Linked DNA regions of Homo sapiens: region 2 is linked to region 1. A link is an interaction called in ENCODE POLR2A ChIA-PET data of the cell type or tissue named here. Cell type or tissue: B cell. All regions are shown on one strand. Each heading gives the region's core, and the rest is flanking DNA. Links, peaks and the distances in the headings are about the cores only. Region 1 has its middle 33 kb from the start of LINC01991. Region 2 has its middle 81 kb from the start of BCL6.

What was found. ChIA-PET counts read pairs that join two places held together with the same protein. Peaks named below come from ENCODE experiments on the same cell type or tissue, not always from the same donor. Only the 100,000 strongest peaks of a DNase experiment are listed, where the experiment ranks them.
Region 2: POLR2A ChIA-PET joins it to region 1 with 11 read pairs; 2 of 35 experiments call an interaction of 5 or more read pairs at or near these places.

What each region holds. Positions count from the first base shown.
Region 1 is chr3:187,941,766-187,944,681 of GRCh38, reverse strand. No RefSeq gene overlaps it. Among named protein-coding and RNA genes, the nearest start is that of LINC01991, 33 kb to the left of the region's middle. In B cell, for the core only: no CTCF peak of the experiment used is centred there; a DNase peak (open chromatin) is centred at 1,801.
Region 2 is chr3:187,825,366-187,828,281 of GRCh38, reverse strand. No RefSeq gene overlaps it. Among named protein-coding and RNA genes, the nearest start is that of BCL6, 81 kb to the right of the region's middle. In B cell, for the core only: no CTCF peak of the experiment used is centred there; no DNase peak of the experiment used is centred there.

The sequences.
Region 1 (2,916 bases), core at 280-2,779:
GGCATCTCTGTTGAAACATTTTTCACACCCATCCTACTTTTCTTAACTACCACCGCCCTCTCACTTCTCATTCAGGAGGTTGCAAAAGCCTCCCAACTGGTCTCCCTGTGCCAGTCCTTTCCGGCTCCTTTCCACCCCGCAACATGGATCTCAACCTACCTGTTCAGCTGTATTCCTCAGTGCTCCCGTCTGAGCATGCAGTGCTGCAACCCAGGCAAACGACTCACTCTTCTCGTCCTGTACTTTTCCATCTCCAGCCTTTGCTAGTGTGTTTCTCCCTCTGCTTAATTCTCCTACCCTGCAAGTAGAAATCCAACCTCACTCTTTCAGGCCCACTTCAAATGCCACCTCCCCTGTGAAGTCTTTCCTAATCCTACCCTCTTCTTTCCTTCCCAGAGGAATGACCCCTCCCCCCTCAGGAGTGTATAGAACACTCGATTACTTGGCCTGCCCTTTAAGGGTTCCTATTGCCATCTACCTGGTATTTTAACTATTTCTGTGCATGTCCTATCTCCCCTACCAGACGGGGATCACCTTGCAGTCAGGAAAGGGATCACTTTCGAATTTGCATCCCTCAAAGTCTTGGCTGCTGTTTAGTTATCTGAAGAATTAATAAAGACATGAATGAAGAGTACTTGTTGGGACAGGAAAGAGAAAAGCTCTAGCATCTTAGCTTAAAACTCAAATTAAACTGGTGATGCAATTTGAGACACGTGTTGAGTGAAACGCAAATAAATATGTTCAAAGAAAGCTGGATCAGAAAGAAAAGAGCCTGGCAAGGGAGTGCAACCCAGGGGACCAAGAAAATAGGTATGAGGGAGAGGGAGACAGTAATGTTTGTTTTATGCTTGGTAACAGGAGAAGTCAACAGAAGCTGGAAGAAGCATTTTAGGGTGGGACTGAATGAATCACAGAGCTTCTATTTAACCCTTATATAGCCCCATATGTCTTCCCCAGTGTAGAAGCCGTAGGAAAGAAAAGTGTCTGCAGTATTAGTCGGCATCAAGAGTTATGATTACCTTTAGTCAGGCCAGTGAATAATTTTAACATGGGCACGGTATGATCCATGCCACTGAATGTTCACAGCCTACTTGGAAAAGACGACATGGTTCCAAGCAACCATGACAAAGTATATATTCAAATGTGCCTTCAGAATGTATAGAACACTTGCTATGGGACAGTGGAAGAGCCCACCAGTAATTCCAAATAGGAGAAGGTGGAAGCAAGCACGATGAGGGAGACTTTATGGAAAACATGATTTAGAAGCAGAGGCTTCAAGAATGGGCCCAACTTTCACCAGTCTCCGGGAGTGGTCCGTGAGAAGGAGTCACAGTACAATTCAAGCTAGAAAGGTTGCCGAGGAAGGCAAGCCTGATGGGCAGGGACAGAAGGGACTATAATGCCCAGTTGGGCAGCAATGCCAGCTCACCTTTTGGAACACTTGTGGGTATTGACCGACCTGTGTTTATGCACTAGAATGAGAAAGCTCACACTGTTTTGTGTGTGTGGTGAGTAGGAAAGGTAAGCAAAACTAGAAATTACAAAAAGCCTACTGAACAATGGAAAGCAATTCTCCCTCATCTGAACTCAGTTCCACCTGTGCAGGCGGAGTGCAGACGGTGAGTCCCTAAGGCAGGCCAGTGTTGGAAAGGGAGGCTTATCTTGGTCATTCATTGTCCCTTGGCTTAGGGAAAGTGAAGGCTAAAAGTAATGTGAGGAATGAGGGACTTTTCACTTTCAGCAGATCTTGTATATTTATTGCCTCATCTGCATAGGTAAATCAGAGTGGTCAGCAGTGCAGGGTGAGGCAGCGGTTAGCTGTGCAGCTGCATGAGGAGGCTCCAGCAGCGGCAGGGCGGGGAGTCCCCAAAGCCGCTTTTGGGACCCAGTGCCTGCGCCGTCTAGAGCTAGGTGGAAGAGAAGCGGGAAGGACAGAGGAAAGGGAAAGAGAGGCTGTGGCAGAGAGGAAAGGGCTCCTAGGTGTCATTTAGGACAATCCCTCTATTTTACACTTGGGAAAGCTGAAGTCAAGAGGTCCTTGTCCACAGTTACAGGGTCCTCAAGAATTAGTGTACGTCCTATCCCTTTGCACAACTGTGGTGGAGGAGAGGGATGGGAAAGGTAGACAACTAAAAGTGAAGAGTCCATGGGTCCTCCACAAGATATGCTGGCACGCCCTCCTAACCCGCTGTTCCCTGACGGTCAGCTTCTGTCTCTTACTTACTTACGTTTCAAATCAGTGTTCTCCAGGGCCACAGGACCTTTGGGGGAAATATGTTTTCCATCAGAAAGACATTCCTGATATCCATGAAATTTGCAAGCTTTCTTTGTAGTTATTGTTGTTTATTTTTGTTTTCCAGTTGAATGGAATCCTTTTAAATCTCTTTAATATTGCTTATGTGGGAAAATCATTCACGGTCACTTATGATTTCTGAAGGCTTTGGATGGCTAAAAAACTGATGAGCATTAAGAAATGTATGCTTGCTCCACAAATTTTACTTTACATTTTTGAAAGGATTAAACTGGATTTTATTTTCGGTTTTTAAGGTGGTTAAGCTGAGAGGCAGCTATGCTCTGTTGGGAAGAGCACTGACCTTGACCTCAGAAAACCTGTGCTCAAATGCTAGCTCTGCTATTATTGTTTGTTTGTTTTACTTTGGTCAAGTCCATTGATCTCTCTGAGCGTTAATTTCCTAATCTTTAAAATGGGGGTATTAACCTCTCCCTCATTAATTTGCTTATTTAAATTTATTTAACAGATAGTTAATGAGCTTCTATTAAGTGTCAGGTGATGTTCTTGAGACTGAGATAAAATTATAAACAAGACAGCTGAAATCCCTGCTTTCCCAGAGCTTTTAATAGAGATTAAAGGGGATAAGATGTATTGAAGAGTTTAGCACGGTACCTAGCATGGAG
Region 2 (2,916 bases), core at 235-2,734, 120 kb after region 1:
CCAACCACTCTCAGAGATTTGGAGGCCAAGATACCAACCCCATAAACTCCTAATTTTTTCAAACCTTTTCATTTTGCACCTGATGATCCTCGAGGTAGAAAGTCTTATCCCAACTCAGTCAGTCAAAAAAGGGCCTGGATTAGGACTCCAGTTTCCTGACATTCAGCTCAGTTGCTTTAAAGAGCTCAGGCAATTACTTCCTGTTGACCAGGTCTGACAAAAGAAAAAACAAAATAAAATAAATAAGTAACGTGATCAGGCGTAAGACTATCAGGTGCAAAGATCTCAGGGCTTGGCTGTAGAGCACTGGGACTGCTGGTGGCCATGGTACCAGAATTGCTCCTCCCAGCTCACCACAGCCAATGGCATTCCCCTCCTCTGGTCCACTTTCAGTGAGGTCATGTTGGCAGCTTGACATTGGCTGTGGTGGGAAATTAGCAAATACCACAAGAGGGGAGATCTCCATCCTCTCAAGAGCTGGTAATTAAACATTTTCCAGCACACCAGTGGCTTAGGGGTATGCAGTCCTGTCTACCAAGTCCTGAAATAGACCTTCTTGTGGAATATGAGATGTTCAGGGGCCAGGTGCAGTGGCTTGCACCTGTAATCCCAGAACTTTGGGAGGCTGAGGTGGGCAGATCATTTGAGCCCAGGAGTTCGAGACCAGCCTGGTCAACATGGTGAAACCCCATCTCTGCTAAAAAAAACAAAAATTACCTGGGCGTGGTGGCATACACCTGTAGTCCCAGCTACTTGGGTGGCTGAGGTACGAGAATCACTTGAACCCAGGAGACGGGGGTTGCAGTGAGCCACTGCACTCTAGCCTGGGCAACAGAGCAAGACAGCCTTAAATTAATTAATTAATTAATTTAATTAAAGAGATTCAGGGACTAGTCATGATGAATCACTCAAGGAGAACTTTGGAATGGTCTCATCCATAAATGACAGACTATAATGCCTAAAAATCTCTCTGATAAGGTATATGGGCCAAGCAGCTGGGTAGAAGAAAATAGAGAATGGTGAGGAATGTGGTGAAGCATGACTGTCTCTTAATTTGCTAGGGCCGCCATAACAAAGTATCACAGACTGGGTGGCTTAATTTAGTGTCTTACAGATCTGGACACTAGAAGCCCAAGATCAAGGTGTTGGCAGGAATCCTTCTGAGGGCTGGGAAGAACGCAGCTGCTCTACATCCCTCTCCTAGGCTTGTAGATGATGATCTTCATGTTCACACGGTGTTCTCCCTGTGAGCCTACCCGTTTCCGTGTTCCAATTTCCCCCTTTTATAAGGACATCAGTCATATTCGATTAGGTCCCACCCTAATGACCTCATTTTAACTTGATCAGCTGTGTATACTCCCCATCTCCAAATAAGGTCATATTCTGAGGTACAAGAGGTTTGGCCTTCCACATATGAATTTTTCAGGGACACAATTCAATCCATAACATACGGCAGGATGAAAAGAAATCTGAGGGTCAGATCCGACCTACCAGCTGCCGTGATGTAGTCTACTCACAAATTTTATAGGTACGGAAACTAAAACTCTCAAAGAGAAGCAAGTGGCTCTCCAAAGGTAGTGGGCCGAGAAAGGTGGAGACAGGCCTTCTGATTCCCAGGCCAGGGCCTCTCTATGCCACTTTTGGTCTCCCCTGATTTGGAGGACGATTTCACCAGCTGGTGCATCACCTCAACACCCTGGAAGAGTCTGTAAGCAGCCAGAGGGCCAGGATGTGTCTGCCCATCTACAGACTCCTCCGAGCTGGCAGCATGGGTAAAACATATAGAAGATGTTCAAAAATCCCATGTTGAATTTCATCAAACTCACTGATTTGTCCTTAGTAGCGGTTCTGAGCGCTCCTGGGCTCAAGGTTACTTTCTGGTCCCTGCACCATAGGTTGCTTTAAGGCCTTTATTTTTTCTGGTAGTCCTTTTTTTTTTTTTTTTTTTTTTCACTACAGACTGACAAAGTGGAGATAGAGAAGACCAGCATTAGAACTCCAGGGTTCACCCACTCTTCTTGATAGTAATTGAGACAGCAAGTCAGATCATTTGTTTCAATTCCCAGACCTACTAGATCTATCATATACCAGCAGTTTGATACCATACTAACCCCCTCTGAGTCTCGTATTCTTATCTGAAAATTGGGGCTAATAATACTTAGCTTACTCAACAACTCGTTCATTTGTTCATTCAATCAATATTGTGGGAACTGCTCTGCATGCTGGGCTCATAACAGTGAAAAAGCAACATAGTCCCTTTCTCTTGCCCTTCAATATGAGAAACAGACTACAGTCTATTGTTCTATTCTGTGATAATACATCATAGAAAACTACTGGCTGCTGGGGAAACAGGAGCAGGATAATCTAGGTGAACTTGGGCACAGGCTGAATCCTAAAGGGGAAGGGCCATCCAGGTGAAGGGTGGAGTGGGAAGGAGCAAGTATTGTCAAGGGAGCAGAAGGGGTCCACAGAAATGTGCTGGGCATAGGGATTCGCATGCCCAAAGATCTAGATGACAAAGAGTATGGTGGTGAAGATTAATGAGATAATGAGATATGTATCACATCATGCCTGGCACTAGAACATGCTCGGCAAATGCCTCTTGCCCTTTTCTTTTAACAATATACCTATAGATTTTATTTCTCATCTCCAAGACCAGAAATGTCAGCATAAAATGGAAAAATATACATTAGTAATATGACTGTAAAATTATTGAAATCCATGTGCTTATTTATGATATTCTCAACAAGGCATATTTATTCATTGGAAAGGCGTGCATTTTATTTTTCAGATACATGAAAGAAAAGTATTGTAAATATATTTATGCATGTGTATTTTTTTTTTGCATGAAACAACTACTCTTCCTTGCCCATGAAAGGAAGAGTAGTTACTACCATCTGACTTCAGATTTTCATT